Regions from separate parts of the Homo sapiens genome. Here all the other regions are linked to region 2. Evidence: chromatin contacts called from ENCODE Hi-C or POLR2A ChIA-PET data. All regions are on one chromosome and are shown on one strand. The core of a region is the stretch at or near the end of the contact, and the rest is flanking DNA. Distances in the headings are between cores, read along the strand shown. Region 1 holds the start of EPG5 (ectopic P-granules 5 autophagy tethering factor). Region 2 holds the start of LOXHD1 (lipoxygenase homology PLAT domains 1). Region 3 holds the start of PSTPIP2 (proline-serine-threonine phosphatase interacting protein 2).

Region 1 (2,844 bases), core at 334-2,833, 690 kb before region 2:
TTCATCTTAGAAAATATATATAAATAGGGTGGGCGCGGTGGCTCACGCCTGTAATCCGGGCACTTTGGGAGGCCAAGATGGGCGGATCACCTGAGGTCAGGAGTTTGAGGCCAGCCTGACCAACAAGGAGAAACCCCGTCTCTACTAAAAATACAAAATTAGCCGTGTGTGGTGGCGCATGCCTGTAATCCCAGTTACTCGGGAGGCTGAGGCAGGAGAGTCGCTTGAACCCGGGAGGCGGAGGTTGCGGTGAGCCGAGATTGCACTCCGCCGAGATTGCACTCCAGCCTGGACGACAGAGCGAGACTCCATATCAAAACAAAAACAAAAACAAAACAAAACATAGGCTGGGCGCGGTGGCTCACGCCTGTAATCTCAGCACTTTGGGAGGCCGAGGCGGGCGGATCACGAGGTCAGGAGATCGAGACCATCCTGGCTAACACGGTGAAACCCCGTCTCTACTAAAAATACAAAAAATTAGCCGGGCGTGGTGGCAGGCGCCTGTAGTCCCAGCTACTCGGGAGGGAGGCTGAGGCAGGAGAATGGCGTGAACCTGGGAGGCGGAGCTTGCAGTGAGCCGAGATCGCGCCACTGCACTCCGGCCTGGGCGACAGAGCAAGACTCTGTCTCAAAAAAAAAAAAAAAAATACATATACATATATATACACACACACATATGTATATATGTACGTATATATGTATATATGTGTACATATGTATATATGTGTATATATGTACTATAATAAAATGAAAATCCAGACTGCACTTATAAACAAATCAACTTAAAATCACTCTAATACCACATGTAGTCTAATACAGGAAACTCAGAAAATTCAAACACTTCCCTACTGTGTGAGTCCCGCCCTGGGTTAATTTCTAGCCATTCATGCCCCTTATAAACAATCAAGACAATAAGAAATAAACAGAGGCAGCACTACTATCATCTTGAACTTTCAAAGTGATCAGAAATGGCACAGCACTAGTCTACTTATAAAGTTCTGCCAAAGGTACCTTCTCCGCGTGGAGGAGGGGAACATTCCCTCTTTATGCATGGCAGGGACTAAAAATGTTCTAGGATATAAAAGAGTAAAGAGAGAGTCAACGATGGGGCTGGAAAGAGAAAAATTATTTCACGGCAGGAAACCAGACCCAGGTGAGGAAAGCCAAGAGAGCAGAAAAGGAAGAGGCCAGTGAAGTCACAGGAGGGAGAAGGAAAAATGGGGTCCTGACAGAGTGTGGCAGGGGGATATGGAGAAGGAATGGAGGAGAAGGGCCGGTGTCAACGGGTGGTGGGATCAAATATTGGAAGGTGGAGGCGGAAGATGCAGAGGGCTCAGGGAACGGGAGTAGAATTGGCTGGGGAGGCCGAAGAGAGGAGCAAGGAGACACAGCACACTGCCAGAGCCTCGGGAGGGTGGGGGAGATCCTCACCTTTGTTTTAGTCCGGCTGGCCTTGGCCTTGGCCCGGCGCTGGGGCTTCACCGCCTCGGCCATAGACCCTTCCGCGGCGCCGTCACCGTTTGTTTTTGTCAAACCCCTGCGCTTCAAGCAACCTGCCCGGTTCTGGCCTCCGGACTGTCACATGATCGAATCTCCGCCACTCCCGGAGAAGAGGCGGTGAGTCGGCGCCTCTACGGGCCGCAACGTAGGACAAACCACTCCAGGACGCATTTGCACTGGAGGAAGGCAGGCCCGCCCCCTTCCCGGAGCCCAGGCCCCACCCCTAGCCCTGGCTCCACCCGGCGCGCAGGTGTCTTGGGTTGCGCTGGACAAGGGCAGCGACCCAGGCTGACCCACCTCCTCCGTCTCCCGGCTCTGCGGAACCTCACTCAGTGCGGATCCCGGGCGCGCTCGCACACCTCACCCGCGTCGGCTTGAAGAAATCCGGAAAGTGGGTTTGCCATTCTTTTTTTTCATCTTCAGATAAACCAGATCCAGTCGGTTAGCCTAAATCCGCACTGCGCGCAAGGAAGAAACCCTGACGCCCATCGGGGTGTGCACTTCGGCGTCCTCTTTTGTAAAGGGGAATGATCACACCTGCCTTTTCGGATGTCATGAGAATTTAATGGGCTCTCCCAGAAAGGTGCCTGGTAGCGGCAGGCATGTCGGTACATGGTAGTTATTAATTATCATTACTGTACAAATTCCCAGACTGGAAAAAAGACATGTGCTCCTAAAAGGACAGGCAAACAGGTAACAAGATAAATAAGATCCGTAAAAGTATTCTTAGTATACATTTTACAGTGTGCTTCATTTGAAATTTCCAGATGTGAAAAACTTGTCCACATCTTCCCTTCCCAGCTCTAGGATTTCTGTGATTTGCTTGTATCCTTATTGTTAGTGTCTGTCAATCCTCCCAGAATGTAAGATCCTCAAAGGCAGGGTTCTTAATTTTGTTGCCTGATGTATCCAAGGGTCTTTAGAACACTGCACGTAGTAGCACATAGTAGATACTAAATAAATATTTCGTGAATCACACAAATGAGTATGAGTTTTGTCTGGCGGTGGGGTAAGATCGTTGAAATGGAGTGGGCCAGGCGCAGTGGCTCACGCCTGTAATCCCAGCACTCTGGGAGGCCGAGGCGGGTGGATCACCTGAGGTCAGGAGTTCAAGACCAGCCTGGGCAACATGGTGAAACCCCAACTCTACTAAAAATACAAAAAAGTCGCCGGGCATGGTGGTGGACGCCTGTAATTCCAGCTACTCGGGAGGCTGAGGCAGGAGAATTGAACCTGGGAGGCGGAGGTTGCAGTGAGCCGAGATCGCACCATTGCCCTCCAGCCTGGGCAACAAGAGCGAAACTCCCATCTCAAAAAAAAGAAAAGAAAAGAAAAAGAAGAAAA
Region 2 (2,811 bases), core at 12-2,511:
GAGGGAGAAAGGGGAAGACAAACAAGGCCATGGGCAGGCACAGAGCACACATTCAATAAATACTTGCTGAATGAATGAATGAGTGAATGCATGGATGACTATGGCGCTTACGGGGACTGGTGAGCCACTTTGGAGTCAGCATTGAGAATTTAAATGGCTTCAGAGACTAGGCAGGCAGCACTGATGAGTAAACCAGACCTAGTATGAGATGACAGGGAGTGGTGGAGACTGTGATAAGCTGGACGTCCACAGCCTATTGGCATTCACAGAAAAAAGGATTTCAAAACGCTGGAAAGGAAAAAAACAACTTAAACTCTGCTGGCCAAAACCAGCTCTAGGGTCACAGTTCACTTCTTTGGTTTACCTGGCAAGGAGTTAGAGCAATTTCAAGCAGGTCTCATGTGGCCCAGGGAAAGATGAGACTAGAAGGACAAGGCCCTGGGGTCCAGAGCACCGGCCGCCTTCGACATATGGGATGGACATCTCCTTGCAAAGCCCCAGGCTCCCTGTCTCCATCAACCACAGTGGGCATAGGATGAGCTGTCAGGCTTCCTCCCCAAGACATCCTTTCATGACCCCAGCAGTTCAGGGCGCTCTGCCTGATGCAGACCACCTACTCGGGGACCAGACTGGAACGTGGCTTTGGGGATGTTCAGGAGCTGGAGAACATGGGGCCATGGGGGCACTGTGGCTCTAGTCTATTCTGTTCCACTGAGAATCGGGGGCTAAAGGCAAGTTGCTCCACCTGTCTGTACAACAGGGACCCCACCATCCCTGCATAATGCCTGCCTTCTTACTCCGAGGGGATATGGAACAGACACATGGGATAATCAGTGAGGAAGGGCTTGCTCCGAAATCTTAGAATGACTCCCCATAGACAGGAACAGACCCCTGCCCACCGCAGCCAGCTGCACCACCCGCCCCCCGCAGGCTGGGACCCCGCACCTCTGGCCTTGTAGTACTCGTGTTCCAGCTCCCCCTCGTCGTCCTCCGAGGCGTAGTTCAGCAGCTCCGCTTCGTACAGGGCCAGGAAGTCGATGTCCTTCTTCCTCCGCCTTTTCTTCTGGGGCATCATTCTGTCGGCTGCCTTCTCCCAGCGCTCGCAGGCTCACTGTGCCGCCTCCTCACACCTGCGGGAACCTGAGACCTCCTCCCTGAGCTCTGGCGCCCACGGCCCTCCTATAGCTCAGGCCTGGGTGGGCCAGAGTGCCCCGTTTTCTTGGCTTCCCCGTGCCCAAGGTGCTGTTCCCTCTGCCTTCTCTGGCTCCTGAGCTGAACCTCAGTGCCTTATCTCTGAACCTCCTGTCCCTGTCCCCTCCCACCACCCTCTGGTGAGCCACCTCCTCCTCCTCTGTACCTGCCCCGGGGCTTCTCTTTGGGCCTCATCACTTATTCATGGCGCTGAGGGCAGGCTGACTTCCTTCCTCTCTCCCCTCCCCACCAGCCCTCTCTCCTCCCTATGGAGAATCAGGTGACACGGAGCCCTTGAAGTCCATTTCCCACCTGGCCTCACAGCCAGGGGGTCACCTGGGATCCCTCCAGGCCACCCCAGGGACAGGTGAGGGCTCCTCACCCAGGAGATCTCCCAAGCCTTACAGCCCACACGGGACCCTCCTGAGGAAGGCGGGGCCCCGGAATCAGCCAGGCTCCCAGGACTCAAAGGCCCCCGTTTCTCTCCATTATTCATGACCTCTGATCGTCTTACGGAGCAGGCGGGGTTCTCGCTGGATCCTTCTCGTTCTCTCTCTCTGCTTCCATCTCATCAAGACTGCGGGCTTCCGGAAGTGGCCTCTGGGCACGAGGAAAGCTAGGGCACCAGAAAACTCTCCCCGCTCCCCCTGCCAGGTGAGCTTTATATGCACTAAAGTTTAAACATCATCGTAGCCGATGCCCTCCCAGGTGAACTCACTAACTAGATCAGCTCACCACCTGGACTCACGGGAGGGCATCAGCAAGCTCCTACCCCAGGGCGCACAGCCCGGGCTGCACACCAGAAGCCCCCAGAGAGGTGTTGAACGCTAATGCGTGGGTCCCATCCCCAAGGATTCTGATTTGCTTGGTTTGGGACGCAGCTTGGGCCCCAGTTTTTAAAGCTCCTGGTGACTTTCATGTGCAGCCATGTTGAGGGTCCCTGAATCGCTTCTCAGGTAACTTAGGTGTGCTAACAGGAGTCCTCTAGAAGCAACACGTGTGATTTTGTCCTCTAAGCCAAAATAGTGACTCTAAAGGGGAATTTCAGGTGGAGAGGAAGAGAGGATTTGGAGCGGACGCCTGAGGAGCAGTCGGCACTCACAGGCCTCCCCGGCAGCCTGGGGCAGCTTTGGTCCTGCCCTGCTCTTTGGAGCCATCCAAATCTTCCACTAGGGGGAGGCATCTCTAACCCCGAACGTTCCTACCCAGGAAAGATCAACCTCCCCTCTTCCCCTATTCAGCTGAGGGGCCGCCCTTGAAGCAGCTCAAAGTCCTCTGAGGACCAGGAGTGAAGTTTAATGGTGGGTGGCGCGCGCCCCCTTCTGGCAATATGTGGTTTACACACCTGGATTCTTCAGGAAGAGACCTTCCTTAAGGATCTCTAGGAATCTACTAAGAAAACTCATTTTACACGAGTACCCATTCAGGGAAAAGATAATAAAACGTTTCTTAGAATTTTTTTTGAGACGGAGTCTCCCTCTGTCGCCCAGGCTGGAGTGCAGTGGTGTGATCTCGGCTCACTGCAACCTCCGCCTCCCGGGTTCAAGTGATTCTCCTGCCTCAGCCTCCCGAGTAGCTGGGATTACAGGCATACGCCACCATGCCCAGCTAATTTTTGTA
Region 3 (2,700 bases), core at 178-2,677, 580 kb before region 2:
TATCACGTCTGCCTCCTTCTCCTTATGTCTCCACGAACCAGTTCCTCTGCTGACTTCCTTATTTCTGGGGCCCACATCTCATTCTCCAGTTTGTATTATACAGAGCCTTTTTCCCACAGTGCCTGCCATGGGATCCCCCAGTCCTCCATTCTACCTGAAAAACTCGCAAGCCTCCCGTGAGAGCCATCTGTGGTGCCCTTGGTTCCTCTGTGAGGCTGCCACCACCCTGCACCCTAGGGTGAGTAGTGCCCCAGAAGGACCTCACAAACTCCAGTGAAGGGACTCACAGGCACAGTCTCAACTGTGTCCCTGAGGTCCCCAGCCAGGTTTCTCTACCCTGCAGCCCACGTGGGGTAGAGGGACCATCTAGGCAGCTGTGAAGCTACCTGGGTGGGTGGTGGGGGGAGGCAAGCAGGAGCCCCAGTAAGGAGTCAGGGCCCCTTGGCAGCTGCGGTCAACTTTGAGGTTTGCAGCCTCCTGCTCCTGTCTTAAAGGGATGAGGACAGCTCCTCTGAATGAGGGGGCATGGACCTTGAGGGGCACCTGGGGAGTGAGAGGACAGAGGGAAGAGGACTAGACAGAGGAGGGGGACAGGCAGACCTGCTCCCTCCAGGCTGGGCTGGCCCTACCGGGCTGGGTGGGGTACCCCCTCCAGCTTATAGGGTCTCCCACACCATCAGCCCCGCTATGGGGCCTGGACGGAAGGGCTGGGGCAATGGCCTGGGGAGGGGGCTCGGGAAACAAGGCTGTAGAACAGGGAAAGCTCCAGCAAAGGGAAGCCCTCTATGCTGTACGTTTCCTGGAAAGGACGATCCCGGGGGGCAGCTGCTGCTGTCAACCCGGTAAAGCTCACAAGCCCCCACACCAGATCCCCCCAGATCCTCTCACGGCTCAGCTCCAGGGACCGGCAGAGACTCTCCCCGGACGGGTCTCGCCTCCCTAAGGGTCTCTGCTTCGCCTGTGAGAGGAGGGGTTGATGTCCTGACTCTAAGGTGTCTCGGCTCTCTGCGTCCTCAGGAGCACGCGCTGCTGGGGGCGCGGGCGGCAGAGGGTGGGCCCTGGAGTCCGAGCCCCCGGGACTCGCGGGCACGCGGTGGGTAGCGGGGGACAGAGAGGGAACAGCAGCCCGGCGTCCGCTCCAAGTCTGCCCCTCGAGCAGTGGGGCTGGGGCCCCGATCCCTTCACGCGCGAGCTCCGCCAAGCCCCCGGGCGCGCGGTCACCGAGTGGCGCCGGAGCTGGGGAGCCCCCCACGCCCGCCGCGTTGGCCTCCCGCCCGGGCCGGGTCCTGAGCCCCGCGATCCGCTGTCGGCCCCACGACTTACCCAAAAGTTTCCCTTGAACAGTGAGCGCGTCATCGCAGCGCGAGTGGGGGCGCGGAGGAGAGCCGGGCCGCAGGTAGCACAGAGCGGGGAGGCCTGACTGCCACTGCCCGCGGCTCCGCAGACTCAACTTCTGCGTTCCACACTCGCGCAGGGAAGCCGCCCCCGGGTCCTAAACCACTCCCGATTGCGACGGCCGCCGTCGGCGCTCTGCGCTCCCTGCGCGAGACCTGGGCGGGACCCTCGGCGCTCACCCGGCCAGGGGCTGCAGCCCGCACCCGGACCCAGGCCCATTTAAAGCCCCACAGCGTCGGGCCACGATCAATATATCAGCCCGAAGCTAGCTGCCTCCTTCTGGAAGTCTTTGGGTATTGGAAATAACTGGTCCTGGCTTGGGTTCCTGCCCACAAGGCCCCCTGGACAGCACGAAATCCAGGCTCTGCGGGGTGATAGACGGGATCTGATCAGATGGTCGCGAGGACCCGGTTTAAGCTACAGAAGGCCTGGGGCCGACAACTCCCGCAGACGCCTTGGCTTCACGGCGGGCCCCACCGGCACCTGCTGCAGATCAGGCCCTGGGGGACGGTTCATTTTTTATTTTACTTTTTGTTGTTGCAGGTGTTTTTAATGAATGGGGTCACGTTTTAGTCTAAAATGTCATGGAGAGGTCATCTCTGCTGTTTCCCCTTGACTCTAGTCACTTGGTGGTGTCCTAACAGGGCTTCCAGGAGCTCAGCCGCTCTCTGACTCCCTTTCCATTCTCAAAAGGCAAGACCCTTCCCTGCCCATTCCACCCCAGCAAGAGGGGCCCAAGATTCCTTCTTCTCCCTCCACTCTTCCACCCTCACAAATAAAACCCCAGGGCAGGTCAGACCCCTCTCTGCATTGTAGTAGATTGGTACAAAAGTAATTGCGGTTTTTGCCATGACTTTTAATAGTAATGCAGGGCTTATGACAAAGTACTGCCTGGTGCGACAGGCCCGAAGCCCAACCTGAGGCCCAGAGGGGTTGAATGGCTTGCCCAAGATCACAGTTTATTTAAGGGATGAAGAGCTCAAGGTTAGAGCTCTGCCCTTCTAAATAGATGCAAAGACAGACATCCTTCCTGGGGCAGATCCATCCTGGGCAGAGGAATAGGTGCTCAAAGTGGGGAGGATAAAGGTCAAGGTTGCCAAGACTGGCACCAGCCCAGCCTGGAGAAGCAAGCACTCACCCCTGGAGCAGGTTCTAGCTACACCCAGACACAGTGAAAGGGCAATTGCTAGAATTATGTGAAGCACCTGGAACAAGTTCTGCTCCATAAAACTGCAGCCAGCCCCACTCAGATGAACTCCCACCAATAAAGTCATCCACAACTGCAAAGATGGAGAGGTGGCCTCC

The links. Hi-C counts contacts between places; a loop is a spot of excess contacts on that map. ChIA-PET counts read pairs that join two places held with the same protein, here RNA polymerase II (POLR2A). Pooled maps may share reads with other maps.
Region 1: a pooled map shows a loop between it and region 2 (8-fold over the local background). The contact joins the promoter of EPG5 here to the promoter of LOXHD1 in region 2. A Hi-C loop is called at or near these places in 1 of 168 maps with a recorded cell type or tissue (PC-9) and 7 of 50 pooled maps. POLR2A ChIA-PET finds 5 or more read pairs at or near these places in 1 of 52 experiments (activated T-cell).
Region 3: a pooled map shows a loop between it and region 2 (5-fold over the local background). The contact joins the promoter of PSTPIP2 here to the promoter of LOXHD1 in region 2. A Hi-C loop is called at or near these places in 4 of 50 pooled maps.

What each region holds. Positions count from the first base shown.
Region 1 is chr18:45,965,746-45,968,589 of GRCh38, forward strand. EPG5 (ectopic P-granules 5 autophagy tethering factor) reads right to left here and starts at 1,584. Exons shown (of 44, transcript NM_020964.3): 1 at 1,432-1,584. The coding sequence starts at 1,494. RefSeq lists an enhancer at 1,343-1,844.
Region 2 is chr18:46,655,959-46,658,769 of GRCh38, forward strand. It overlaps LOXHD1 (lipoxygenase homology PLAT domains 1), which reads right to left and starts at 1,262. Exons shown (of 41, transcript NM_001384474.1): 1 at 946-1,262. The coding sequence starts at 1,075. RefSeq lists enhancers at 1,510-2,459, 2,270-2,319.
Region 3 is chr18:46,070,833-46,073,532 of GRCh38, forward strand. PSTPIP2 (proline-serine-threonine phosphatase interacting protein 2) reads right to left here and starts at 1,428. Exons shown (of 15, transcript NM_024430.4): 1 at 1,324-1,428. The coding sequence starts at 1,356. RefSeq lists enhancers at 1-13, 54-113, 1,333-1,834 and silencers at 964-1,343, 1,384-1,433, 1,564-1,723.